Regions from separate parts of the Homo sapiens genome. Here regions 1 and 2 are each linked to region 3. A link is a loop called in an ENCODE intact Hi-C map of the cell type or tissue named here. Cell type or tissue: PC-9. All regions are shown on one strand. Each heading gives the region's core, and the rest is flanking DNA. Links, peaks and the distances in the headings are about the cores only.

Region 1 (10,057 bases), core at 1,372-9,371, 66 kb before region 3:
GATATAGGATCATGCCATCTGCAAACAAAGATAGCTTAACTTCCTGTCTTATATAAAAACAGTTTATTTCTTTCTCTCGCCTAATTGCCCTGGCCAGAAATTCCAGTACTTTGTTGAATAGGAGTGGTGAGAGAGGGCAAACTTACCTTGTGCTGGTTTTCAAGTGGAATGCTTCTGGCTTTTTTCCATTCAGCATGATATTGGCTGTGGGTTTTTCATATATGGCTGTTATTATTTTGACGTATGTTCCTTCAATACCTAATATGTTTTTAACATGAAGCGGTGTTGAATTTTATTGAAGGCCTTTTCTTCATCTATTGAGATGATCATGTGGTTTTTGTCTTAGTTCTGTTTATGTGATGAGTTACATTTATTGATTTGTGTATGTTGAACTAGCCTTGCATCCCAAGGATGAAGCCTACTTGGTTGTGGTGGATAAGCTTTTTGATGTGCTGTTGGATTTGGTTTGCCAGTATTTTGTTGAGGATTTTTCATTGATGTTCATCAAGGATATTGGCCAGAAGTTTTCTTTTTTTTCTTGTATCTCTGCCAGATTTTGGTATCAGGATGATGCTGGCCTCATAGCATGAGTTAGGGAGGAGTCTCTCCTTTTCAATTTTTTTGAATAGTTTCAGTAGGAATCGTACCAGCTCTTATCTGTGCCTCTGGTAGAATTCAGCTGTGAATTCATCTGGTCCTGGGCTTTCATTTATTGGTAGGCTATTTATTACTGCTTCAATTTTGGAACTCATTATTGGTCGGTTCAGGGGTTCAGTTTCTTCCTGGTTCAGTCTTGGGAGGGTGTATGTGTCCAGGAACTTATCCATTTCTTCTAGATTTTCTAGTTTCTGTGCATAGAGGTTTTTACAGTACTCTCTGATGGTTGTTTGTATTTCTGTGGGGTCAGTGCTAGTATTCCCCTTATCATTTCTGATTGTGTTTATTTGAATCTTCTCTCTTTTCTTCTTTGTTTTGTTTTTGTTTTTTTTTTTTTTTTGAGACGGAGTCTCGCTGTCGCCCAGGCTGGAGTGCAGTGGCGTGCTCTCCGCTCACTGCAGGCTCCGCCCCCTGGGGTTCACTCCACTCTCCTGCCTCAACCTCCTGAGTAGCTGGGACTACAGGCGCCTGCCACCTCGCCCGGCTAATTTTTTGTATTTTTAGTAGAGACAGGGTTTCACCATGTTAGCCAGGATGGTTTCGATCTCCTGACCTCGTGATCCGCCCGCCTCGGCCTCCCAAAGTTCTGGGATTACAGGTGTGAGCCACTGCGCCCGGCCCTCTCTTTTCTTCTTTATTAGTCTAGCTAGTGGTCTATTTTATTAATTTTTTCAAAAAACCAGCTCCTGGATTCATTGATTTTTTTGAAGGGTTTTTCTTGTCTCTATCTCCTTCAGTTCAGCTCTGATCTTGGTTATTTCTTATCTTCTGCTAGCTTTGGGGTGTGTTTGCTCTTTGTTCTCTAGCTTTTTAACTGTGATGTTAGGTTGTTAATTTGAGATCTTTCTAGCTTTTTTATGTGGGCATTTAGTGCTATAAATTTCCCTCTTAATGCTGCTTTAGCTGTGTCCCAAAGATTCTGGTACATTGTATCTTTGTTCTCATTTGTTTCAAAGAACTTGATTTCTGCCTTAATTTCATTATTTGCCCAAATGTCCCTCAGGAGCAGGTTGTTCAATTTTCATGTAGTTGTATGGTTTTGAGTGAATTTCTTTTTTTTTTCTTTTTTTTTTTTTTTGAGATGGAGTTTTGCTCTTGTTGCCCAGGCTGGAGTGCATTGGCGCAATCTCGGCTCACCGCAACCTCCTCCTCCCGGGTTCAAGCAATTCTCCTGCCTCAGCCTCTCCAAGTAGCTGGAATTATAGGCATGTGCCACCAAACCTAGCTAATTTTGTATTTTTAGTAGAGACGGGTTTCTCCATGTTGGACAGGCTGATCTTGAACTCCTGACCTCAGGTGATCCGCCCGCCTTGGACCTCAGGTGACCTGCCTGCCTTGGACTCCCAAAGTGCTGGGATTACAGATGTGAGCCACCACACCTGGCCTGTGAATTTCTTAATCTTGAGTTCTAATTTGATTGTGCTGTCATCTGAGAGACTGTTATGATTTCAGTGCTTTTGCATTTGCTGAGGAGTATTTTACTTCTGATTACGTGATCAATTTTAGAATAAGTGCCATGTGGCGAGAAGGAGGATATATGTTCTGTTGTTTTTGGGTGGAGAGTTCTATAGATATCTATCAGGTCCACTTGATCCAGAGCTGAGTTCAGTTCCTGGATATCTTTGTCAATTTTCTGTCCTGATGATACGTCTAATATTGTCAGTGGGGTGTTAAATTCTCTCACTATTATTTTGTGAGAGTCTAAGTCTCTTTGAAGATCTCTAAGAACTTGCTTTATGAATCTGGGTGCACCTATTGGAGATATATGTATACACACACATATATGTATATATATTAGCCCTTCTTGTTGAATTGAACCCTTTACCGTATGTAATGCCCTTCTTTGTCTTTTTTTATCTTTGTTGTTTTCAAGTCTGTTTTGTCAGAAATCAGAATTGCAATCCCTACTTTTTTCTGTTTTCCATTTGCTTAGTAAATTTTCCTCCACTCCTTTATTTTGAGCCTGTATGTGTCTTTGCATGTGAGATGGGTCTCTTGAAAACAACATACCAATGAATCTTGGTTCTTTATCTGTGTCTTTTAATTAGGATATTTAGTCCATTTACATTTAAGCTTAGTATTGTTATGTGTGGCTTTAATCCTGCCATCATAATGCTTTGCAGACTTGTTTATGTGATTGCTTCAGAGTGTCACTGGTCTGTATACTTCAGTGTGGTTTTGTAGGGGATGATAACAGTTTTTCCTTTTCATATTCAGTGCTTTCTTCGGGAGCTCTTGTAAGGCAGGTCTGATGGTAACAAATTCCTGCAGCATTTGCATGTCTGAAAAATATCTTATTTCTCCTTCACTTATGAAGCTTCATTTGGCTGGATACGAAATTCTGTGTTGGAAATTATTTTCTTTAAGAGTGTTGAATATTGCCCCCTAATCTCTTCTGGCTTGGAGGGTTTCTGCTGAGAGGTCCACTGTTAGTCTGATGGTCTTCCCTTTGTAGGTGACCTGGCCCTTCTCTCTGGCTGCCCTTAACATTTTTTATTTCATTTCAACCTTGGAGAATTTGATGGTTATGAGTCTTGGGGATGATCTTCTTGTGGAGAATTTTACTGGGGTTCTCTGCATTTCCTGAATGTGAATGTTGGCCTGTCTTGCTAGGTTGGGAAAGGTCTCCTGGATGATATCCTGAAGTATGCTTTTCAAATTGATTCCATTCTCCCCATCTCTTTCAGATACCCTAGTCAGTCGTAGATTAGGTCTCTTTACATAATCCCATACTTCTCGGAGGTTTTCTTCATTCCTTTCATTTTTCTTTTTTATCTATTCTTGTCTGCTTGTCTTATTTCAGAAAGATAGTCTTTAAGCTCTGAGATTCTTTCCTCCACTTGGTCTGTTCTGCTATTAATACTTGTGACTGCATTGTTAAGTTTTTATAGTGTGTTTTTCAACTCCATCAGGTCAGTTATGTTTCTATCTATACTGGATATTATGGCTCCTGCTGCTTCCTACAGACACATTCAGGCTGGCAACAGGTCAGCTCCTGCATTGTTTTATCATGATTCTTAGCTCCTTTGCATTGGGTTACAACATGCTTCTTTAGCTCAGTGAAGTTCATTTTTATCCACATTCTGAAGCCTACTTCTGTCATTTCAGCCATACCAGCCTCAGCCCAATTCTGACCGCTTGCTGGAGAAGTGCTGCACTCATTTGGAGGAAAAGGGACACTCTGGCTTTTTGAGTTTTCAGCGTTTTTTTGTTGGTTCTTTCTCATCTTTGTGGGCTTATCTACTTTCGATCTTTGGAGTTGCTGACCTTTGGATGGGGTTTTTGTGGGCCTTTTTGCTTTTGTTGTTTGTTTGTTTGTTTTTCTTTTAACAGTCTGGCCACTCTTTCATAGGCTGCTGCAGTTTTCTGTGGGTCCATTCTGGACTCTAGTCACCTTGGTTTTTCCCTAACCTGGAGGTATCACCGGTGAAGGCTGTGAAAAAGCAAAGATGGCAGCCTGCCCCTTCCTCTGGAAGGTCCTCCATCCCAGAGGGTACTGACCTGTTGCCAGCCTGAATGTGCCTGTAGGAAGTGGCTAGAGATCCCGGTCTTTCAGTCAGGAGGAATGGGATCAGAGATCTGCTTAAAGAAGCAGTTTGGCTGCTTTTTTGTAGAGCAGCTGTGCTGTGTTGGGGATCCCTTCAGCCCCCAGTTGGTTTAGGTTCTGCAATATCCTCAGGCTGGACCAGCTGAGATGCCCAAACAGCCAAGGTGTTGGCCTGCCCCACCACCCCAGGCTCCCCATCCCAGGGAGAAATTAGAACTCTGTCGGCCATAGAACATGGGCAGGGAAGGCCAAGTCCTCTGCTGGGGGGACCAACACCTTAGGAGAAGTGGATCAGGGTTCTGCTTGAAGAAGCAGTCTGACCATGCCTCAACAAAACAGCCATGTTGTGCTGGGAAGCTGCCTCTGCTTCTGTAGACTTGGACTCTCCAAAGCCTGCAGGCTAGAATGGCTGAGTCATCCAAACAACCAAGGTAGTGGCCCACCCTTCCTCCTCAGGCATTCCATCCCGGGAGAGATCAGATTCCTGCTTAAAGAAGCATTCTGGCCAGGCTCTGGCAAAGCAGCTGTGCTGTGCTAGGGAGACACCTCCTCATCTGGACTGTCTGACTCTCCAAAGCCCACAGTCTGGAATGGCCAAGTAGATCAAACAGCAGAGATGGCACCCGCCCCTCCCCCTAGGGGTTCAGTCTTGTATCAGGCAGGCTCCACCCTGTTGCTGGTGGCTTGCTGGAATTCCAAGCCAGTGGGTTTTATCTTGTGAGGTGCCGTGAAAGTGGGGCCCACAGACTGATGCTGCTCAGCCTCCTGGATTCAGCCCACTTCTTTGGGGTATGCACGGACCTCCTGATTTGCCTCGTTGCATACACCTTTATTAGAGATCCTGAGGCCAGAGTATGTAAAGCTCCTGGGTCTCTGTGTGTGCCTGAGCAGGCACTCTGCCAAGACTCCATACAGCTCCGTGTGTTGAACCTAAGGCCCTGATGGTGTGGGCTCACAAAGGGATTCCCTGATCTGCGGGTTGCAAAGATCTGTGGGAAAAGCATGGTTTCCCAGGGTTGCACACTCACTCACCACTTCCCTTGGCTGGGGGTGGGGGTTCCCTCGACTCTGTGTCACTCCTAGGTGGGCTGTCACCCCACCCTAGTTTTCTTTATTCTCCGTGCTTTGAGTTGTTTCCCTGATCAGTCCCAATGCGAGTATCTGGATATTTCAGTTAAAGGTGCTGTATTCACGCACCTCTTTCGTTCCTCTCTGTGAATGCCACAGATCGCAGCTGCTTCTAATCAGCCATCTTGGTCCCCTTTATTGTACTTTTCAACTCCAGAATTTCTATTTGTTTTCTTAAAAGTAATTTTAATCTCTTTATCTGGTGAGACATTCTTCTCATACTTTCCTTTAGTTTAGACATAGTTTTCTTTAGTTCTTTGAACATATTTAAAGTAGCTGACTTTGTCTAGTATTACAGAATCTGGCTTTCCAGGGATAGTTTTTATTGGCTGCTTTTTCTCTCTGAGCATAGGCCATATATTCTTGTTTCTTTGCATGTTTCATAATTTTTACAGACATTTCTAAAAACTAGACTTTTAAAAATATAATGTGGTAACTCTGGAACAGATTCCCATCTCCAGGATTTGTTGTTGCTGGTTTGTTTCTGAACTAATTCTGTAAAATTTGCATTCTTTTTCATATGTGGTTATTGATGTCTCTGCTCAGTTATCTTAGTGGTCAGGTAATGATTACACAGAAATTTATCAAATGCTTAGGACCAAGAAGTGTCATAGTGTTTGGTCAGGGCAGGGGGTCTATGTGAATATTTGAGATACATCTTCAAAATTCAGCCAGACAGCTTCCAACTCCACCTTAGCCTTCACTTCCTGCTTGGGCAGAACCTCAATATCAATCAGAGGTGAGAGTTTAGGCCTTGTTAGTTCTTTCCTGAGTATGTGCACAGGCCTGGGCATGCACGTAACCTTCTAGATTACCAGGAATATATCAAAGCTTTCCAAAGCTCCCTATGGACATTTCACTACCCTGACTTTCTTTTTAAGATTTTTTATTAGCTTATTGTTTGACCCAACTGCTATCTACCACTTTGGGCAGCTATATTGTTTTCAACCAATGCTTCTAGGAAAAGACTCTCCACAGTAGACAGGTACTTTCCAAGTCAGTTCAAATAAAGACATCCTTGCAAGTGGAGTCTCCCAGGAACTACCAGACAGATCAAATAATGACAATTCTGTGGGAATGGGGCTTTGAAGGCAATCTAATCCCACATAACCCCCTCCAGTGTCTTCCTGGATGCTGATTTTCACTGTACTTGTGGGCTGTTGGTTTTCAAGGCTGTTGTTGAGTTGTGGAGGGGGAAATAGGGATACAGCAAATTAAAATGTCATAAATATTGCTACCCTTACTGAGATTGAGCCATTTTTCCTTGAATAAACTTTCCTTGTATTGCTGCAAGCCTTTGCTTAATTTCCAATGTTCTGAAAAATTTGACTCTGACCATTTTTGTCAGTGTTCTCACTGCTTGTATAGAGATGATTTTCCATGATCCTCACTTATGCTTTTCACTGATACCCCTCCACAGATTCTTTCAATGGCATTTATCTTTTCCTTGACATCAACTCTTATTTTTCCGAACACTGAAAAATCTAAAGCCCCAAATAGTTTATACGTGCTCTGTTTTCAAGAAGTGAGTTTTCTGAAGTAAATGTTTATTCTTATGAAAATCACCAGTAAAACAAGGCAATTAATGAATGTACAAACAGACAAGCCACAGAAAAGATAAATTGTTTGTGACTGTCTTCAACTTTCATCATTTGTTAATGTCTTTTTTCATCATTTGTTAATGTCTTTTTTCTTGTTTGTCTTAGTGCAGACCTGGTTAACCTGAAAATTCCTGGTTAGATTTTGACTGTGTGGGTCAGCTCCTCATCTCCCTGGGCCTGAGCAATTCTGGAAGAGAAAGAGAATGAGGTAGAGTTGGTCTTCAGCAGCTCCTTCACTGTTGGCCATCAGTGTTGTAATAATCAGCCTGAGCTGCCATCACAGATTGCCACAGATAGGGTGGCTTAAATGACAGAAATTTATTTTCTCACAGTTCTGGAATTCTGAGATCAAGTTGCTGGCAGGCTTGGTTTCTCCTGAGGCCCCTCTTTTTGGTTTGTTGGTGGCTTCCTTCTTCCTGTGTCCTCACAAAACCTTTCTTCTGTGTGTGCATGCTCCTGGTGTCTCTTCCTCTTCTTATAAGGACAATAGTCCTATTGGATTACAGCCCCACCCTTATGAACTCATGTAACTTTTTTTTTTTTTTTTTTTTTGAGATGGAGTCTCACTCTGTTGCCAGGCTGGAGTGAAGTAGCATGTTCTCGGCTTACTGCAACCTTCGCCTCCTGGGTTCAAGTGATTCTCCTGCCTCAGCCTCCCTAGTAGCTGGGACTACAGGCGCACACCACCACGCCCAGCTAATTTTTGTATTTTTAGTAGAGACAGAGTTTCACCACATTGGCCAGGATGCTGGCCTTGATCTCTTGACCTCATGATCCACCCACCTTGGCCCCCGAAAGTGCTGGGATTACAGGCGTGAGCTACTGCACCCAGCCTGAACTCACGTAACCTTAATTACCTCCTTAAAGGCCTGATTTCCAAATACAGTCACTTTGGAGGTTAGAGCTTCAAAATATGAATTTGTGGGGAGGGACACAATTTAATTCATAAGAAATGTCTAATACACAGTAAGTAAGTTCTCCATAAACACTCATTGATCATATGCGTTCTCTTTCCTTTACATTTCTGCACCATCCTTTTTTCTTCTTTTTCTTTTTTTTTTTGTTTTTTTTTTTTTGAGATGGAGTCTTGCTCTGTCACCCAGGCTGGCATGCAATGGCGTGATCTCCGCTCACTGCAACCTTCACCTCCTGGGTTCAAGCGATTCTTCTGCCTCAGCCTCCTGAGTAGCTGGAATTACAGGCACGCACCACAACGCCCGGCTAATTTTTGTATTTTTTAGTAGAGATGGGGTTTCACCATGTTGGTCATGCTGGTCTTGAACTCCCAACCTCAGGTGATCCACCCACCTCGGCCTCCAAACGTGCTGGGATTACAGGCGTGAGCCACCACACCCAGCCCATTTCTGCACCATCCTTATCCCTCTGCAAGCACCTCCCAAACTAGGCACTATGGCTTCTGGTCTACTGTGACAGCAGCACTATGCAGAGTTGCCAGACTAGGAATCCTGACAACAGAGTTCAAATCCCTCCTCTGGTGTCAAAAAGCTGTATTGCCTTGGGCAAGTCAGTTAACCCACCAATTTTCTCTAGCTTTTGCATTTTTGAGTGGTTTGGCCCAATTATCTCACTGCTCTCTATTCCCTAAGCTCTTGATTTGTCACCAACTTCTACTACTAAAACATCCTTGCTTCATCCTCTGTGTAGCCATATCTAGGGGTCAGCTAGCAAAATATATCCTGATAATGCACTGACTAAATAGCTCTCCAGAGTAGTCTTCGTCTCTGCCAGATGTATTTCTGGAAATACTGTCCCTGTTGCTGCTGCTCAGGTAAGAGTTGCATTAGCATTACTGGGTAGTTTAGCCCAGGAAGGAAACATGCAGTGAGAGAAAGGGCTGGTACGGGAGGTAAGCAGGGGTAGAGTGGAAGCTGGGAACTCATTCACGTATATTTGCTTAATCAACTTTTGCTAGGAATCTACTTGTTCCAAGCATTGTGCAAAGTGATGAACCAGAGCTCACATCAAGGGCTTCTCTGACCATAGGATTTGTATTTGGCATGAATTATAGTTGTAGAAAAAGATAAATGACCTGGGTTCAAGTTTTGAATTTGTTGTTTATTTCTCTGTGACAACAGGCAAGCCACTTACCTCTTCAAAGTCTTGGTTATTCCATTTTAAAAAGAAGGGATGGATCAAGTGTTTTTATGGTCAGTTCTCCCAGTTTGGCTCTCACCTCCTAGAATTCTGTTTCACTGGGAGTTGGGTGTAGATCCTGTCCAAAGAAAAATCTGTATTTTTGAGCTTGTTTTCTGCATAAGGCTGCTCTGCAAAGAAGATGGAAGGAGAGAAGTGTACAAGTGGCAAACGTTTGGAGGGGGTGGAATTAACCCCACAGTTCATTCAGAAAACTTGGAAAGGAACCCTTAAGGGAACCAAGTATTTGCATTCTTATACTGTCCTTTGGGGGTGCTATTAAGGAATACCTCACAGATGATAGGAAAGAACTCATTTTAGCAGTGTAGACCAAGAAGGGTCCATTGTGGGTTATTAACCCTAAGGAGATTGGCCAGGTGTTAATAGTAAATGCAGACTCAAGGGACAAAACTATCATTTGCCCAGTGAAATAGACACTTTAGTCACATGTTTATGTGTTTTGGTGCAAGAACCATGTTTTGTTAACTTCTCTATTTCTCATACCTAGCAACACAGAGTAGAAACTAAATGGACATAATAGTCCTTGTTCTCCAAATGAAATTTTCTTCATGCCACCTGCTTAAAAATAGAGACAAAACCAAAACCAAATTTTAATACTGACAGTGTTCCCTAAATTGCTGAAGAACTAGATTTCATTATCTTCAACAAATTCAATAGAAGTTGTCCATACCTTTGAAGTTAGCAATTTAAGCCTTTGCCTCTCCAAGTCCCAATGGTACCTCTATGTTCAGGCTAACTTGGTCTCAGTGTCAGCCTTCATGGACAGCTTGGATGATACAGGCAAGGTGGTATATCACAGTGGATAAGGCTCGGGCTTCAGGCCAGGGCTAGATTTGAGTTCCGACTCTGCCACTCACAACCTTGTAACTTTGGCAAGGTGCTAATCTCTCTAAGTCCAGTTTCCAAGTCTATGAAATGAGGATGATACTATTACCTACCTTATAGAGTC
Region 2 (10,057 bases), core at 856-8,855, 120 kb after region 3:
GGAATGCTTTTACACTGTTGGTGGGAGTGTAAACTAGTTCAACCATTGTGGAAGACAGTGTGGCGATTCCTCAAGGATCTAGAACTAGAAATACCATTTGACACAGCGATCTCATTACTGGGTATATACCCAAAGGATTATAAATCATGCTACTCTAAAGACACATGCACACGTATGTTTATTGTGGCAGTATTCACAATAGCAAAAACTTTGGAACCAACCCAAATGTCCATCAATGATGGACTGGGTTAAGAAAATGTGGCATATATACACCATGGAATACTATGCAGCCATAAAAAAGGATGAGTTCATGTCCTTTGCAGGGACATGGATGAAGGTGGAAACCATCATTCTGAGCAAACTATCACAAGGACAGAAAACCAAACACCGTGTGTTCTCACTCATAGGTGGGAATTGAACAATGAGAACACTTGGACACAGGGTGGGGAACATCACACACAGGGGCCTGTCATGGGGTGGGGAGTAGGGGGAGGGATAGCATTAGGAGAAATACCTAATGTAAATGACGAGTTAATGGGTGCAGCAAACCAACATGGCACATGTATACCTATGTAACAAGCCTGCGCATTGTGTACATGTACCCTAGAACTTAAAGTATAATTTAAAAAAAGAAAAAAAAGTAAGTCAGATTACATAACCCTCTAATCAAAAGCTCAACAGCTTCCCATTTCACTATACAATTTGCTCCCATCTCCTAAAACGTCTGTCCTCACTTCCTACTATCCTTCCCCTCACTGACTCCCTTAGGTCCCACTAGAAGTGTTCCTAATACACACTGGGTCTCCTTCAAGTCCTTACTCAAATGTCACCTTGTGCATGAGGACCTCCCTAGTCACACTGTCACCCTGTCCTGCTTTATCTTCCTCCATAGCACTCCTCACCACTCAACATCATCTTAATTATTTACCTGGTTTATTTCTTGCCACTCCATACCACCACCTCCCTCACACACAGACAGTCCCACAGAACACATAGTCAATTGTTAGCTACATGAGGACAGGGATCTCTGCCGGTTTTACTCACTGTTGCATTCTTACTGTCTTAAACAGTACCTTGTTGGCACATTGAAGTTCATTTATAAACATTTGTTGAATACATGAATGGGAATAAATACTTTAGTTGAAGTAATATCATCTAGGGAGCCATGGGAGAATTTGAATCCAGGTCTTTTGCTCTAGCTTTTCTACCAAGTAATATCCATTAAAATATTTTCAGCTATAATAATAGAATACCCAAATAAAATAATGAAGATAAAGTACTATCTTACAAAACAAGATATTCTGAGGTAGGTGTTTTCATGGTTGATTACTTCAGTAGCCCAGTGATGGTATCAAGGCCCTAGGTGGGTTTTTTGTTTTTGTTTTCTTACCTTTTCTCATTGCCATCCTTACTTATTGTAGCATGTTGTATTTCTCAAAAAATGCCACACCTACATATTTATCTCATCGCACATAATTTTCACACAATGTGACTGGCAACTGACACTCCTCCCATTAAGGGAAGGGTCTGTGTTCTCTCTTCTCAAATCTAGGCAGGGGATTGTGACTGTCCCAGTCAATGGAGTGGGGCAGAAGTGATGCTATGTGACTCTTGAGGGTAGATCACAGAAAGGATACAGCTTCCACCTGGCTCTCTGTTTTCAGATGCTTGCCTCTGGAACTCAACCACCATGTTGTGAGGAAATCCAGGACACATGGAGAAGCCAACATAGAGAAAAGCTAAGGCCTCCCTCCAACGGGGAGCATCAGCTTGTCTGCCATGGAGTTAGCTATCTTGGAAGTGAGTCCTTCAGCCCCAGTCAAGCCTTCAGATAGTTACAGCTCCAGCCAACATGTGATTGTAACTTCATGAGAAATCTCCAAGCCAGAACTGCTCTCAAATTCCTGACTCACAGAAATCATGGGAGATTATTATTATTGTTGTTTTAAGCCACTACATTTTGGAGTAATTTGTCAGAGAGCATTGGATAAATAACATACTTTGCATATTGTCCTTGGGTTTATCCCTTCATAGTTAAAGCATGGCTTCTTTAGCTCCTGATAGCACATCATCTTTTCAGGTAAATACAACAATATTTTGGATACAGAATTCAATTAATCTGCATAGTTGACATCAAGAAACTAGTAACTTCTGAATCCAAATCTTGATCCAGGATTGCATCACTAAGAGCTACAGGACTGGCTAGATGTTTATACTCTTTTTAATCAAAAGCAGGAAGCTACTCTAAAATACTTGAGACAATTCACTTATCTTTACCACTAGTAAGTTCACGAATGAATTTCTGTTTGGAGCATCCACTATGCTAAGAAGCCACGGATTTCATCAACGGAAACCTATTTCTAACATTAAGTATGCCAGTTAGCAGAGCCTCTACCATTGATCATAGATAAAGGTCATGGGAGCTCTTGTAGTAGCTGCTTCTGGAGTACAGTTTTCCTAATTCGAATGCTGGCTCTCCACCCTAGGGTGCAAATTCCCAATTTGGGCAAATGACTGTACCTAAGGTATAATGTAACCCATAATACACACATGAGATCATGATGCTTGTGATGAAGTATATTCAGTTACAGACAGTTTTATACCCAACCTGGCTTTCTTACATTTAGTTCATTCTCACCTCCCCTTTCAAGCACTCTGTCAATCTCAGTATTAATTTTCTCTCACTTCTGAGGAGTCCCATCCACTCAAACACAGGAATGGGTTTCCTTTCTGATATTCCTGCCAGTATACGTTCCAGAGACCTTGTTTTGGCTCCTGTGTCAGCTCAGTGCTTGCCTATTTCCCAAGGAAGACAGTAATCCTTGTAGACAGTTCAGTTCAATCCTATATTAAAGAAGGTTCAAACCTATATTAAAGAAGGACATATGCTATATTTCTTTAACTGCCTCATAATTTGCAATTAGAGTCAGTAACTCTCATAATGGCTGAGGCTGCTTGGAGCCTGCTGGATTAAGACCAGGATCATATTATTTTTTAATGGCTGCCTTTTGGGTTTTACAAGAAAGACACTGAAAAGATAACGAATACATTACATTCCCATCAAATATCCATGTTCTCCTCAGTCTCCATCTGGGGATAGATAGGAAATGCCCTATTCTCTCAGTGGCAGACATCAGCCAAGGTTTATCAAGCCATATGGATACATGGGCATTTACTAAGGAAGGTGGAGATGCCAATAAAGCAGGGGCTATGAAGGTTAACCCCAGGAGAGAGCCTGGATTCCAGGCCACTGCTGCCAACACTGTGATCCTAAACATGCTCCTTAACCTTTCTTGGCCCCTACATTTCCTTTTCTATAAAACAAAAGGTCATGAGATCCCTTCTAGCTGGAGAGGCTATTTCTGGCTACCTAGAGTTGTCACTTCTGGGCAAACCTGGTATTGCTGCCCTCTTTGTTGTTTCCATTTTTTATTTCCCTCCTCCCTCCTTTTTTTCCACAGAGTACCTACTATGATCTCAGAACAGTCCCTGCCCTCAAGCACTTCTCCACCTAGTAGAGGACATAGCAATGATAATTATTATAATCATTATTATTTTAATGAGAATAAACACTAAAATGCTAACTGCCAATATTTACTGGGCTCCCACTATAAGCCAGGTATTATGCTAAGTGCTTTTCATGCAACAGCTCATTTAATTTAATTCTTGCAATACCCCTAAGAGGGATGAACTGTTATTCTACCAGTTTGTGTTTCAGGGAAGTCAAGTGATGCACCTCAAAGCCCATAGCTCTTGCCTGATAGAGCCTTTTGAACAAATAAAAAATCACAGTGCCACACGACAAGTGCTATCATACTGGCATGCACAAAAAGCAGTGAGCAGCTACCAAGAAGGAGAAAAAAAGATCCCTCCCTACATGAATCTGGAAAGACTCTTTGAAGAGGTATCATTGAAGAATAAGAGTAACTTTACCTGATGCAGAAGAATCTCATTGCAAGATTAGATTAACCCGTAACTTAGAAAGTGATGAAGAAATAATAAGTATCACTGTTTTCTAATAATATTACAGTAAAGGAGATGACTTGGGTTTTCATCTGGCTATGTGTTAATGTGGATGATGCACGTTTTTTCACAACATGCACGCATACAAAGATACCCACTTCATGGTTTCAATTATTGCTTCATTTCCTCCTTTGTGCTAAGTGATGCTGCCTATTTGTTGAAAGGGTACAAGAGTTCTCTTGTAGTCTTCTGCCTGCCCTTCCCCAATTTTCCAGTCTATGGGTTTGTTAATCATGTGGTGATTTTCCAGGACAAGAACTTGAAAGTACTCTACTTAAGATACGTTATAGAATAGATCAGGGAAAACCCCTTCACTTTCTAGGAACATTAACAGCTGCGTGAAGGCCTCAGAGAACTGTTCCCTCATTTAATTTCTGGCTTTGACTTATACCTAGCCACATATTTCAGAGTTTAAAAGTGTGGAAATGTGATGTTTTTCTGCTGAATATTCATGTCTTCTTTAGATAATAGGAACTCAGTTTTTCCTGGGGAACCACTTTTCCCCCAGTCTCAGTCCAAGGGCTTGAGAGTGGTTACCCCCGTCCTAGGCCTGGCCAATCAAGGTAATAGTCATGATCCATTCTGGGCTGCAAAGCATCAGCCTTGGAACTTTGCTTGGTCTTCTTTGCAGCAAATCTAGTGAGATATGAGCTTGGTACTACAGGTGCCCATCATTGCCACAGTTGAGTAGAGTCTACCGAAAATGAGGCTAACACAAGCAGCCTCCTGTGTGGACAGAGAGAAAGCAATGAAAGGCATTAACAAGCCTGAGCAGAAACACACTGTATTAGCCTCGTTCACTGCCAGAGGGGCCCCTGAAGGGGACACAGTGACACAGTATCTACTGATACTGCCCTTATTCAAGAGGTCAGTGCTGTCCTTCACCCCTACCTCATTCCCTACACCCTGGCTAGAATCTCATAACTCCTCCAACAACTTAAAATCACTCTCTCACCTTTGTGTTAGATTTCTGTTTCCAACTCTGCCCCTGTCCCCTGCCAAGACCCACCAGCCTCATGGCAGAGACATCTCTTCATGTCCCAGCAAGTACATCTGTGTGGTCAGTCAGGAACCCTCTCAGGGCCAGTTGCAGCCCTTCCATCACCAGGTGACCCTATCTTATGACCAGAGAGCCTTAGACTTTCCACCTTCCCTTGAGGCCCCACGGTCTTCATGCCAAAGAATAAGGTGCCAGGCTTCTCCCTGGACATCCATGGCCTCAATACTAGTGCTGTCTGAGACTACTGGCTCCTCACACCAACCCCCAATCTGCAGAAAAGCAGGTTGGGATGTCTGAATGAGTCTACATGAAGGATATTCCTTCAAATGTGCATCAGCGTGCATGAGGCTGTTTGTTCTGTAAGATAGCCCAGCCATATCCCAGAGCTGATTAAACAACAATTATGCCACAAATATTATACCCAACATTATGATCTTCTAGGATAATACCCTGATTGTCTCTGAACCTCACTGAATGTCATGGTTGCTGGTGACCCACTGTGATGTTTCTGGGCCACATTCTATGTAGCTAAATTGTTTGGGATATTAACATACCTGGAAGGACCTTTCCCCAGTCCATTAAAAATCCTCTAGTCTTTTTAGGCCACTTAAGGAAGGGTCATAGCTAGCATGGTATGGTCTACAAACTTCAAGTCTACATTCCTGACATGACACCACCCTTCCTGGTAGGAACCAGCCACAAGAAGAAAGGCCACTCAGGTTTCCTAGCAATGCCTTATTTTGGACACATTCCAAGACAGCCACAGTCAAACCAAAGTTTCGGGCAGGTCTCAACTAAGACTGGTTTGTATTTCCAAAGTCACTTATAAGCCAAGTCCTGGGACCCAGAATGTATTTTCCCATGGAAACAGTGACATAGACTATAACAAAGTCATCATGCCAAGCCACAAGTGCCTACAGCTATCATGGTGCCAAGAGCACTATTTCAATAACTCCCAATCACTTTATGTAACATTGCTTCCATAGGAAAGCTCCAATTGAGTTTCAATCTCCAATGCAGGATTCTAGGAACACATTTCCAAGCCCCCACATTCATCTTGGCAGCATGAGAGAATTACCTCTTTTGATCAAACGTTCATTCATTCCCACAAATACTTATTGAAACTCTATTTTTCATGAGCCACTGCTCTAGGTGCTGGGGATACAACAGTGAACAAAAGTCACCCACAAAGTTCTGAAGTGGAAACACAAAGTGATCTGATACCATATTGGCCAGCATAATGAAGGGAGGGTCATCTTACTGTTTCTTCCACAATGGCCAGTGAGTTCCACAGGTGAATTTCCATTTTCACCCTAGAATACAGAAATGCAGACTCTTGGTTTCCTAGCTTAACAATGATAAATCTAGTCTTCACTTTGCATTCTATTTTTCAAATTTAGCTGTTGACACTCAAATTGATTAGAAGAAAATCATCAAGATAAGACACATTCTCTCTTCTTCCATGTGGCAAAAAAGGACCCTGGGGACACATTGAGTCTTAACTGAGCTTGACAGGCTTCCTTGGAAATTTTGAAGGGTTTGGGGAGAAGGGGAGGAGGGTAATGCCCCCATGCCAATGGAACCACCAGACCAGTGGATTTCCAGTCAAACCAGATGGCAAGAAAGGAGCTGCATTCTTCTGCTTCCCAGCTGCTCTTGGAGACTCTTCCAGGTAAGTTAATCTGGAATCTGTTTACCTCTCTAACATTTGCTTACTTCCGTAGCACACTGAGAATTCTGCTGCCAAATTGACTGTAGATTGGAGTTTGCACACTTCACTCTTTACTACCACTCATGTATTCACCCAGAGCACTTAAAGACTTCCCAAATTTAAAGGGATGTTTTCTAATTTTCAAGTACTTATTGTCCCTTATAAAGTGATCTTGTAAGGTTTTTTTCCCCCTTCTTGGTCTATGTTTAATGGTTTTTTGTGATTGAAGCAATGGGGAACAACTCTTCCTTACAGCGAAGAAAACAAACTCCAAGAGTAGTAAATCTTCATGAGACTTATTCCTTCTCCTTTTCCTTCTTAATAGGTTTATTTATCTGGATTAAAACTCACATTAAGCTTTTTTTGGAGGGTATTTGCAAAAGGCCTACACTAATAACAAGTGACTTTCCAATGGCATTATTAGATTATGAGCTTCCTTGGAACAGGGAGTATCTTTAGTTCTGCTGAAGAGTGCAGGATGAAAGTTAGACAAAAAATAATAATAATAATAACACATTTAACAGTTATGCAGATATTGCTCAAAAACTGGCTTTTACTAGCAGGGTGGCACATTTCTCTATTGACCTGATATCAGAAAAAGCAAAGCAGTCTTTTAAAGATTCAGACAAAATGTTTCTGGAATACATCTGTTGAAGAACATGGGAGAGGATAATTATATTAGTTGTATTAGGAAATAATAAATTCGACCTGCAAATATATAGAGTATTTAAAAATTCTTTCTTGATAACTTTTATTCCCATGGAGAGTAATTTTCCCAAATCCACTGAAATGAGTTCACATAACTCAATGTTTGTAAATAGCATCCCTCTGATCTCCTACAGAGCAAGTGGAACTGTATTCCAACCCCAGGGCCAGAAACTTGAGACCATGTGCCAGTCCATGGCACCAGAGTCCGGTCTGTCCCCATCTCTATGGCCACTGGTGCAAACATCAAGAGGAGAAGTGGAGGTGGATGGGCCTCCTCTTCTTTTTTTACCCTCCCATGGGGATGGGATGTAAAAGTGGGACCAGAAGAAGACAGAAATAAACAAGTGTTCTCCTGTTCCCTTTAGGAGTCTGAACATGGAAAATAGAGGCCCAGAACCTGCCAGAAGACAGCAGTTTCTGGCAGACATCCAGGAAAGCCCTCTTGTTGTGTCTTCAAAGGCAAAGTGTCACCTTTTCTGGTCTGCAGGGCTTATAGTCAATTTGACTCCATGCTTTGCCACTTTCTAGCTGTGCGACTTTGGAAAAGCAACTGAGCCTCACTCTTTTCCTTTATAAAATTCAGAATAATATAAATTTTACCACTTAAGGCCAAGGATTGAATGAATTAACATTTGTACAGCATAATAGAGGCACCATATATGTGGCACATAGTAAGCATGCCAGAAAGAGTAACTAGTATTGGGTTTTCCTTACATAAAATTACAAAGCCTATACTTTATTCCCCAGGTTGGAGAAGACGCTTTTCCATTTAAGCCCAAGAGATGCAGAGATTCAGCAGTTTATTGGCAATGTTTTGTACATGGCGTGATGGTCAGTAAGAGAATTCTAGCCTCTATTCAAAGTGTTAGACTCTGAAAACAAGTTTGGCTAGTTCTTTCTGTTCAAGAATGAATGACATCACTACCTCAGTCCTTGAAAACCAAATGAGAGAGTCATGGAGGGTGCTTAGCAGAGTTTCCCCACACATTTCTAGAGCATTTCCCGCAAGCTGACATTTCAACCCCAAGCAAATAAAAAGTTAGGCAACACTTTCCTTAAGTACCTTCTACAGAAAGAACACTGTGCTCTAGTTACAAAGCCATGAATGGTTGGGGAAACGGATGCAGTAAAGCATCCAAGGCTAGGCCGGGCACAGTGGCTCACGCCTGTAATTGCAGCACTTTGGGAGGCCAAGGTGGGTTAATCACCTGAGGTCAGGAGTATGAGAGCAGGCTGGCCAACAGGGCAAAACCCTGTCTCTACTAAAAATACAAAAGTTAGCCAGGCATGGTGGTGCACACCTGTAGGCCCAGCTATTTGGGAGGCTGAGGCAGGAGAATCACCTGAACCCTGGAGGCAGAGGTTGCAGTGAGCTGAGATCGCACCATTGCACTCCAGCCTGGGAGACAGAGCGAGACTCAAAAAAATAAAAAATAAATAATAAAAAAAGAACACCCAGGGCTAGATGTAAAGATGGAGCCAGTGTGGATTGAGCCCTGAGCTGGGCATCAGAAGAGCCTGGATCCTTGGCTCATCCCCTCCCCTTAATAGCTGCATGATCTCAAGTATGGCAATCGATGTCCCTAGGCCTGTGTGCTCAAGTGTACAACGCAGGAAGTGAATCTGAAGGTTTTTTCTAATTTGTGGTCTCAGTTAAGAAGAAAAAAAGGAAACATGAAAATATGTGAGATAAAATAACAGAGCAATACTCACTGCATCATAAATCCGGAGGTGGCTAGGCTGGACCAAAGGGGACATCAGGTAGAAAGTTAAAGTGTCTGTTTTTCCCAATTAAGTTTGTTTAAATGATTTAAATCCTTGAACTACACACTTTCCTAAGCTGATAGGAAGGAACTAGTACTGAGTACATTCGCTCACTGGGGCATAAATCTGAGCTGCTGGTGAAGGTTGGAAACTCTGGCATGTGAACCTATCAGAAGCCTTCGTAAGGAAATAGCCACTGATGAGTTCGTTGTGACAGAGGGCTGCAAAACCCTGAGACAGCCTGAGTTAGGAAAGAGGCTTCACCTCCCAGGAGAAAGCAAAATGATCTCATGGAAACCCAGGACTTACTGATAATCACCTGTAAATGAAGCTCTGCCTACGCGTCACTTTGCAAGGAGAATCAATGTCAACATAAGCAGACCCGCCTTGAGGGAAAACAAGGCAGGCTGCTGTACTGAGGAACAGGCTGAACTGGGGTGTGCCTCTCCCATGCCTGCTGCCCAGCAGTCCACCCTAAAGATAAACCAGCCCCAACTGGCTAAGACCTTATTCCTCCACAGCAAATGTGCACCCAACTAAACCTCTATGGTGGTTTCAGACACCAGTATCTGTAGGAGGCCGGCAAGCTGCTCATTTCAGCCCCTTTCAATTCAAGATTCTGGGTGCCCCCAAAGTTCAGCCTATTTACCTCTCCCAGATCATGGGTACCCACCCCTGTTCCCACCTCTGTTGGCAGGGCCTCAGCAGGAGGTCTTTCCATTTCCAAAAAATGGAAAGACCCTGAAGTGAATCATAAGTCACAGTGCTCTCTTGGGATCCCTGTTACAGGAAGTAGCGGGAAACAAGATGCCTTCTCATCCCCATACTGGTGTCAGCTGTCAGGAATGTGG
Region 3 (10,057 bases), core at 1,393-9,392:
TCCCTGTAGTACCTCCCACCTTGCCTTGTATGTTCATTTTTGCCTTATAGACTAGGGTTTCTCCAAGTGTCACCTGAGTCCAATTGCATCCCAAATCTCTTCTAATGCTTGTGCAAAATTCTTGGGCCTCACTCCACATACACTGAAACAGAAACGCTGTGGGTATAACTCTGGACTTGACATTTTTAACAAGTTACCCACCTATTAAAAATAATACTATTATTAATAATAGTAGCTTTTACCTATAAAATACTATTAATATGTGCAGGCACCATTCCAAATGCTTTACATAAACTGACTTATTTAATCCTCAGCACAATCTATGACTAGGTACTATTATTGTCACCATTTTACAGATGAGTAAACTGAGATACTGATAGATTAAGAAACTTTCCCAGAGGCATAGAACTATTAAGTGTAGAGCTGAGAATGAAATGCAGGCAGCCTAGCTTCAGACTGCAAGCTTTCCACCAGGGCGCAATACCACCTCTTCTCCCCATTGATTCTTATGCTTCAGTCTAAGATTCACTGCAATGATTATTATTTAATGCATCACTTGCACCTGCAGAAATAAAAATCTGTCTCTGCCTTTGATGTGGAAATTTACAAAACCCAATCATCTTAAGGGGAACGTGCCAAGCTGGTATGAGATAGTAAGTTTGGAAATTTGGACATGAAACTAGTACACCTTTGGGAAAAGCATCATGCCCCCTCCCCACCCCCAATCAATGAACTGCAATGATGCAAACCACCCAGAGAAGAGGCCTGTCTGCTGTGGGAGAAACCTGGCCTGAGTTCCATTCTGAAGCCTGGACCAGCCTTCCCCCATGGTGCTTCTGACTCACCAGGACAAGGTGGGGGAGCCTTATTTGTGGGTGTCATTGTTCTTGTCACAGAACTTGGTCAGGCCTGTTAGGAAGTCCCAGCCAGCTTCAGGTTGTCTACTGATGGCCCAGGCCACTTTCAGGCTGGAATTGGGCCTCACAGCTTCTGTGTGGCCAGAGTCAGCACATCCACAAGGGCCAGGGTTGGCTCCACATCACATGGGCACCTTCCAGTGCAGCTCTCCCAGGTGACAGGAGGCACACTGACAAGAGCTTGGTGTTGGATGGTGGAAAGGGCACTAGCCTGGGATGAGAAGACACAAGAAAAATTGCTGCATCTGCCCCTGTGGGTGGGTGCAATGGGCAGTCATGCGGTCTCTAAAGCCTCAGACACCTCACCTGTAGAATAAGGAAAATACTTCCCAGCCAACGCCTCTGCAGGTGGCTAAGATGACTGATAAAGAAAACATCAGTGAAACTGCTTCCTCCAGCATTGGCGTCATTCTGAATTGCCAATCTATAACTCTATGTCTGGCCTTCCTCAACTCTAAAGGACTGGCATTCGCTCACTCATTCAACAAATATTAATTGAGTGAACGTGTGACTTTCCACGTAGATAACATGGAGATCTGCAAAGTGACTAATAGGCATCTGAAGGCTAACGTAGTTGAAGCAGAACTCTTGTTTCTCCAGGAAACCAGCCCCTCTTCCAGCTTGCCCCATCTAGGAAACAGCATCCATATCCATCCACTTGCTGAAGCTAAAACTCAGGAGTCAGCTTTAACTTCTCCCTTACTTCTTTCAATCCCTGAGCAAAGCCTTGAACATGCACTTGAGTCTCTCTCCCACTTGCAACACCAGATTCCAGTCCAGTGCCACCATCCGGCTCTTCATCCATGGCACCACCTCCATGCCAGTCTCTGCTTCTTTTCAGAGGCTCTATATTCAGCAGGCAGGACAAATCACATCACGTCCCTCCCCTGCTGGGAAGTCTGCAGTGGCTTCCCAGTGCACTTGAACTGAAAGCCATGCTGTCAAGGCCCAACATGACCTGGCCCCTTCCCCTCGTACGCAGCTCTCCTTTACTGTGTTCCAGCCACTCCAGCCAGCCTACTTACTCATCCCAGCATGCCAAGCTCATTCCCATCCCAGGCCTTTGCGCTGGCTACTGACCCTATCCTGGAATGCTCTTCTGCCGGAACATTGCCTGACTCCTTCTCATCACCTATGTTTCAGTTCAAGTAGCATATCCTCAGTGAAGCCACCACTCCCTGTCCTGAGTTACTCTCTACCTCTTTATCTGTTCCAGTTTCTGTTATGATCTGATATTGCACCTGTTAGGATCTGATGTTATCCTAACTATGTGTTTATCTACATGTCAAGTATCTGTCATTCCCCTCAAATATACTCTGTTTCACAAGAGAGGCAGTTTGTCTGGTTATCCCCAGCTCCTAATGCTTGACACATAACTGGCACTTAACAAATATTTCTCAAAGGGATGAACTGATATTACTATTACTGCACTGCTTTCAAATACATTTGTCTTGTTCTGAAAAGAATTTAAGGGGGTTATAGAACTGAATGAAATGGAATAAGATTTGTAAAATACCAGCCTAGGAAATTAGGTTTTTTAAGAAAGAGGGTAGGAAACTTAGAAGAACTCTTAGCCTTGCATTGTTCCTGGGCTCAGCCCCGGGAGCGCCTCTTCTCCACCCTCATGCTACCCCCACCTACCCTTTATTCTGCCATCTGCTCTAGGCTGTGGCTCCGAATACCAGCAATGCATTTCTATTCAGCCAGATGTCTACCTGAAACCCAAGCTCACTCATCTCCACTTGGGGTCTAACAGGCCCCGCACTCCTAGCGTGTTCAAATCTACTGCCCCAGATTCCCTTCATGGGAGAGCATGTAGTTAAAGACACTCTATCCTTCCAATTTCTCAGGGTCATCCTTGGCCCCCTCCTGTCCTTCGTGCCCCACACTGTATCTATCAACAAATCCTATTACCCAGAATGTGACCTCTTCCCACCTACTACCATGCTGGCTCAGCACACCATCTCCTCTGAGATCCTGCAGGGGTCTCCTAAGTGGTCTCCCTGCTTCTACCTCTGTCTCCTATGTGTGCTGTCAGCTCGCTAGCTAGAGGGACCCTTTGAAGTTATGCCACTCCTCTGCTCCAAACCCTCTAATGGCTTCTCATCTTACGCAGTGTAAAGGCCCAAGTACAGCAAAGCCCTCTGAAGCTCGACAGGAGCTTGCTTCCGGTTACTTCTTGGACCCTATCGCTGCCTCACCCACTCCACTTCAGCCACGCCATCCTCCTTGCTGTTTCTTCAACATGCTGGGCACACTCCTGCCTCAGGGTTTTGAACTCCCTGTTTCCTATCTCTGGAATGCTTTTTTTCCCCAGGGATCTAGACAGCACACATCACTCCTTCAGGCTTTGCTCAGATGGCAACTTCTCCGTCAGTGCTTCTCAGACCTCTGCTCTATTTAAAATGTATTTTCAGAGTAGTATCTAGAACAGTGTTTGGTGGGTAGCAGGTACTCAGTAACTACTTGTTGTTTAATGAGTGCAGATGAAGAAGAGTGAGGCAAAGGCATGAAGCACACACTTCAAGGTCTTTATATTGCTTAGTGTTGAGCCACAAACTTGCCGCTCCACTTTCTAACAGTCAGCACACACATGAAAGCAGTTTCAGTTATGCGCATCACAGTACCCGTCTATAAAATCCAATCAAACCATTTGTTCAGGAAAAACTTAATAACTCTTCCTGATACCGAGATCAGAGAGAAAGCTCTCCCATTACACTTTCTGAAGAGGTTGTAATATTGTGAGCAAAGTCCTCAGTTCAGAGCACTAGAAAGCTGCAGCAACAAGGAGCAGAGTGCTTCTTATTACATTTTCCAGTGTGGTTGATGACTTATACCAGAGTATAATTAAGGTAAAAGCAGGGCCAGAACAGTTTGGTGCCGAGATGCAGCTTTCTTTTGAATGGATCCAGGAACATACCTAGAGTAGCAGGAACAGATCTATACTCCCAGAAACAAACCTGGAGTACCCAGGATCAGGCATGCTTTATGGCTCTTGCCAGTGCCTCTGAATGAAGCTTGCGTTTGCTGAGAAATTGGCAGGTAGTTTATGAGAATGGGTCATTCTTGGAGTGTCATGGAGATTGTACCAATATAGCTTTAGAAGCACGACCATGGTCCATGTACATGCATTCCCTGGAGTAATGCAGTGCACAACCTGTACAACTGAGTGAGGCATCCCCATTTAGGACGCTGGATAAGTGTAGAGACCTAGGCTTTAACTAGTAGCCAAAGCCAAAGGTGGCTTGCCACATATGTATAAAAGATGCAGTGCCAAAAAAGGATACATAATATCTAATGTACTGCAGAAAAGGGCTAAAGGAATAGCAGTGGGCAGGGCCAAGATGCTTCATAGAAAGAACCTGGAGTTGGGCTATCAGAGAATGGCTACAAGAATACTAGAGTGAAAATGCTCAAAGCAGTTGAAACAAAATATACTCGCCCATGCCAGCTATAAAAGATCTCAGCAGAGCTCCCACTGACCAACTCACTTGAGCTGTGTGGTTTTTCTTCAGTGCACAATTGTGAAATAAACATTGAGGTAGGGCCGGGCACGGTGGCTCACGCCAGTAATTCCAAGACTTTGGGAGGCCGAGGCAAGTGGATCACGAGGTCAGGAGTTCCAGATCAGCCTGACAAACATGGTGAAACCCCCGTCTCTACTAAAAATACAAAAATTAGCCAGGTGTGGTGGCGTGCGTCTGTAATCCCAGCTACTCAGGAGGCTGAGGCAGGAGAATTGCTTGAACCTGGGAGGCAGAGGTTGCAGTGAGCCAAGATCGTGCCACTGAACTCCAGGCTGGGTGACAGAAAGAGACTCTATCTAAAAAAAAGAAAAAAAAGCCAGGCACAGTGGCTCACACCTGTAATCCCAGCACTTTGGGAGGCCGAGGCGGGCAGATCACAGGGTCAGGAGATCGAGACCATCCTGGCTAACACAGTGAAACCCCATCTCTACTGAAAATACAAAAAAAAAATTAGCCAGGCGTGGTGGTGGGCGCCTGCAGTCCCAGCCACTCGGGAGGCTAAGGCAGGAGAATGGTGTGAACCCAGGAGGCAGAGCTTGCAGTGAGCCGAGATTGCGCCACTGCACTCCAGCCTGGGCGACAGAGCGAGACTCCGTCTCAAAAAACAAAAAAAACAAACAAAAAAAACACATCGAGGTAGATGGCTGAATTACATTGCTATTTGGGATTGCTAGCCGTAAACTATTAAATCAGGAGCAGTTACCAGAACTGATGACTGCAGTAAGGTTTCCCACTAAGAAATTTGATTCTATAAAATTTACAGTAATACAAATACAAATATTCACTCCACTGGGGTTCACACTCAGTTCTTCTGTCCAAGGGCTCCTAATTTGCACATGACAGGAAGATCAGTATTTCCCTGTGTCCATGTGTAAGAAGTACATTTCTTGAATTTTTGTGGTAAGTCAAGGACTTCCATGAGAATTAATTTTCACATGCATACATCCCCCAAAGATATATTTTGTCTTTCATTTATTGGAAGATATGAAGAAATTACATGATAATTAAGCTGAAAAATATGCAATGTGGCGATGACTAAGCAAACACCTCAGCTTTCATGATCGCCATTATCATAGCTGACTGGAGTCCCCAGGAATGCATTCATTCAGAGTCAAACCCGCGTTGAGAGCCTACCATGTGCCAAGCCCCATGCTAGGCATTTTTCTGAGGATGGGTTGGGAGTGGGGAGTGGAGATAAAGATCAAGAAGACATGACCCTTGACCTTAAGGAGATCCCAATCTAGTGGAGGAATCATAACTTTCTCATCTGAAAGTTCATCTAGCCCTGCAAGGCAGTGCATGGTGAGCATGCATTTCAGGATGCACCTTGTATGATCTCTGTGGACGAGAGGGGTCTGGGGCCTCCAAGGGAGGTAGGCCTTGAGCTGGTCTTGAAGAAGATTAGAATATGGAAAACTGGGTCTCATAGAGGGGAGACAATCACCAATCTCCTTCCTCTGATCGCTAATCAGAGAGAAATTAAATTCGTAGGGCTTGGTGGTGCAGACCTGTAATCCTAGCACTCTGGGTAGCTGAGACAGGAGCCAGCTTGCCTTCCTGCCTTCCTTCCTTCCTTTCTTTCCTTCTCTCTCTCTCTCTCTCTTCTTACGAGACAGGGTTTCCCTCTGTCGCCCAGGCTGGAATGCAATGTTGCAATCATGGCTAACTGCAGTCTTGACTTCCAGGACTCCAACAACCCTTCCAACTCAGCCTCCCGAGTAGCTGGGACTACAGGCATGCACCACCACACCTAACTAACTTAAATTATTATTATTATTATTATTATTATTATTATTATTTGTAGAGACAAGGTCTCACTATGTTGCCTAACCTATACACCTCTGGAGCAGCTCCTGGGGTTCCCTCCTCCTAACACATACAGCCCAAAATGACTTAGCCAGCAAGAAGGAAGAAAGGAGCCAATGACAAGAGCATGCTTATGATGAGCCAGGCATTCTTCTAATCACATTACCCACAACTCTAACCTCCCCCCGACTCTGCCAGGCAGGAGCAATTGCAATTGCTCACTTCTAGTAATCAAGGAGCAGAAGTGCAAAGATTTTCTAAGTCACACACAGTTAATAGGCAGCAAAGACCAACCACCCTGATAGGTCTGATGCTTTGTACTACTCAGACACAACCAAGTGTGGACAAGGAGGGCCTCAGAGAACTGGATCAGGTGTCCTCATGGGTCTCTCTTCACTGCAGGAGGATAAGAGAAAGAATCTCCAGTGTTCTATTGAATCCAAGCAGGAGCAGATTATTTAGGGAAGCCTGGGGCGGCAGTCCTTTAGAACTGGAAGGAAACTCGAAAAATGTCCAGTTCAACCTTGTTTTACAGAAGAGGGAACTGAGGCTTAGAGAGGTAAAGTGATTTGTCCAAAGTTAAGTGATGCCTACATAGTTTATGGCTCTTCTCCCCACAGTGTACTGCAAATCCTACATCCATGACCTTCATGGACACCAGGCAAATTAGGGTATGCCCTTTCTTGCAGGTCTTCTCTGTGTCTGTCTGGGTTCAAGAAGCAGGAAATGATGGAAAGTGCTCTGTGTTGACAAGGGACTTGTCCATTCTGGGTCCTTTGCTCTCCTCCAGGTCACAAACTCCCCACCTGATGTTCTCCCCTTTCATTCCCACTCTGCTTTCAGGAAAGGGTTGGACAGGTGACACCTTGGTAGGAATTTAAATCATATCATTGGGCACTATATTCATTTAGGCTGTCTCTCCAATCATCAATGAAAAACTTCATCCTCATCAAAGAGACTTCAGTCCCAGCCACAGATTGGTTTTTTGGAGGGGTGGGGTGGGGAGGGGGCGGGTGGTGACAGCAAGGCTAGGAGGGAGGGGGTCATGGGTGAGATCTGATATGCTTAATAGAGCAGCAGTCACTCCAATCAGCTTTGTACCCTGAGGATCTTATCCAAGTTGGTTTTCGTGTCGGAGCTCAACACCGCCTTACAGAAGATGTTTTGGTGATGAAATAAGAGCTTTCGTATCTGTTTAGGCAGCTGGCGCATTTCCGCAAGCCTCCTGACCTGAGCAGGCTGAGTCAGGGACAGGCCTATTTGTTAGATAAACTCAGAGAGTTACAGGTTTCTCAAGACTTTATAAATCCATCCCGTGTGCGAGTACTTCCCTTTCCTTAAATGGATTATTAGAAAAGATTGGATGCAAATCAAGAATTCAATTTCTAACCAAGCAAATTTCCACCCACACAGAGAACTCATTTTAGCGTAGGCAACTTCTAATAAATAAAAGATTTTCTTCAACTCCGAGACTGACTTCTCATTAAAATGAGGTGGGACTCTACAGGGGTCTTTTAAGGGTCCCTGTCTGGGTGCTGAAATCCAACATGTCATAGTTTAAAAACACCGTAGACACACTAAATGAACCTATGTACTCTCATTTGCTGCTCACACCTTCCCTGGGATGAAGGCTGCTGAGTGAGCTCTACGCTTGGCAAGGAAATGTGGAGCAGGTTGTACCCGAGAACGTCCATAATTCCACCTCTGATCAGACAGGTGTGGCATCAAATCCTGGCCCAGACACAAAAGCTGTTTGACTTTGGACAACATACTTAATCTCCCTGAGCCTGGGACTCTTCTAGGTCTTGAAAACAGGGGCACTAACACCCACCTCCCAGTGCTGCTGTGAAGACCACACAAGATACCTTTATAAAGCCCCTGGATATAGTAATCACTCTGTTTCTTGCTAGCAATTATTATGTAAGGAACTTTTCTAAACATGTGTTTCTCTTTTCACATGAGGTTTTTTCCTGAGCATGTGGAAAACTATGATGGTAGATGTTTTGGAAAACACAGAAAACCATAAAAAAGAAAATAAAAATTGTCTGTGTTCCCAACACTCAAAAAGAATCACTATTAACATTTTGATATGCTTTAATTTCATAACATCCACACAGATGCACACATACTTCTATATAGTCACACACATATAATTTTGTGGTTGAGAATGTGTGCTGTTTTCTTTTTTCACCTAACATTATATTTTGAGCATTTTCTTATATAATTAAAAATTCTTAAAAACATCATATTCAACAGTTTCAAAATAATAATATTTTCTGTCTTAATTTCATTGTATACAATTCTTTGTGTTTCTGATTATTTCATATTTTTCTTTTTATTCCTAATTTTGCAGATGAATCGACTGATCAAAGCACATGAACTTTTTAAAAAAGAGTAATAAGTTTACTTAAATAAAGAAAGCTTAAATTATACAGAACTGAAAATATTAGAAATCTATATCTAATTAAATGTGTATAAATTAGCCAACTCCATAGACATTTCTAGTTGAGCATTCGTAAAAATACATATTAATTCTTTCCTTTTATTTAGAGATAACACATGCCTACATAACATAATGACCCTGGCCAAAAAAAAAATCAGATGATAAAAATATTCTCAAGTTGTGAAAATGATGTGAAAAACATTTCAGTGACAACATTCTTCATGAATATAAACCTCTGATTTAATTCCTCTGATTTACCTTTGAACATGCAGAAGCATGATGGTTTTAAATTTTTTTTTAATGTGGTGGTCAGGATTATCATCAAGCAAATATTTTACAGATATTGGTATCATAACACATCAGCTTATTAACATTTAAGGCTTTTTGCATGCACAATATCTCATTGTGAGAAAAACAATTTTAATATTGGTTATTTGCCATAATTTTTTAAACTTTCAAAGCCTTTTCAACATAAGAGAATGGCTGCACACATTTTCTTATAGAATATAATCTTTAAAAAATTAACTAAGATTGGTCTTTATGGTTCCTAGTAATAAGTCCTTGTCTTATTTTTTCATATAGTATAAATTATACGCTTATGTAATATGCAGGACTGCATTAAGACCCAGTAGTTCCTAAACAATGTTACCAAATAACCACATAAATCCCAAATGCACCAAAGTTCAAGTATCTTTGTAGTATCCTTCCACCTAATTGAAGTTGAAGCTGTTCCTTTTGGGTATTTTTCTACTTCAGTATGAAGTATATTGTTAGAATTTCATTAGTGGGTTCATTATGTGGCTTTTTAAAGACAAAAGTGGTTTTGATTTCTCCGATAGTTCACAATTCTGACGAGACATTTTCTTGGAAGTCATATAGTCAAGAGATGCTTTGAATAACAAAACACTCTTTAGTAGCTGTAATCTCTCAATGCCACTGTTACAAATGAGTGTTTATATCCTTGGCTATAATAGCAGTATTTCCCAGATGGCTTCCCTGTTCCCACAATACACTTCATTGTTTTAAAATCTGAATATTTCCATTATTATAATTTGTTTGATTATAATCCTGACCACCACATTTTAATGACTGATTGAATCCAGTTTAAACCAATTATTACATATTTTCTTCAAATTTGCTTTTAAGTAGTGACTTTGCTAGTGGTACCAAATCTATACAGCAGCCATGTAAGGTGTATTGCTTTTCTTCCTGTAAACTATTGGTGAGCACGAGAAGGCAATCCACCAAACTCCAAGATCTCCTATCCTCACCAAATAAGGTACAAATTCACTCACACATCTTTTTCTGCAAAAAATTAAAGCTACTTTCAATCTCAAATTCATGTTCAGCAGAACTTGTGCAAC

Evidence for each region. Hi-C counts contacts between places; a loop is a spot of excess contacts. Peaks named below come from ENCODE experiments on the same cell type or tissue, not always from the same donor. Only the 100,000 strongest peaks of a DNase experiment are listed, where the experiment ranks them.
Region 1: it touches region 3 in a loop (9-fold over the local background); 3 of 110 quality-filtered maps call a loop at or near these places.
Region 2: it touches region 3 in a loop (8-fold over the local background); 10 of 110 quality-filtered maps call a loop at or near these places.

What each region holds. Positions count from the first base shown.
Region 1 is chr1:94,575,379-94,585,435 of GRCh38, forward strand. All of the region lies in intron 1 of LOC105378861 (a long non-coding RNA gene), which reads left to right. Among named protein-coding and RNA genes, the nearest start is that of MIR12133, 37 kb to the left of the region's middle. In PC-9, for the core only: no CTCF peak of the experiment used is centred there; a DNase peak (open chromatin) is centred at 4,653; H3K27ac peaks cover 2,450 bases.
Region 2 is chr1:94,763,978-94,774,034 of GRCh38, forward strand. All of the region lies in intron 1 of SLC44A3-AS1 (SLC44A3 antisense RNA 1), which reads right to left. Among named protein-coding and RNA genes, the nearest start is that of MIR378G, 23 kb to the left of the region's middle. In PC-9, for the core only: CTCF peaks have their summits at 8,574 and 8,775; DNase peaks (open chromatin) are centred at 5,764 and 8,444; H3K27ac peaks cover 1,475 bases.
Region 3 is chr1:94,640,923-94,650,979 of GRCh38, forward strand. The region is part of intron 3 of SLC44A3-AS1 (SLC44A3 antisense RNA 1); the gene reads right to left. It also overlaps the pseudogene KATNBL1P2. Among named protein-coding and RNA genes, the nearest start is that of MIR378G, 100 kb to the right of the region's middle. In PC-9, for the core only: no CTCF peak of the experiment used is centred there; DNase peaks (open chromatin) are centred at 2,179, 5,419, 6,089, 7,469 and 1 weaker place; H3K4me3 peaks cover 1,321 bases; H3K27ac peaks cover 8,000 bases.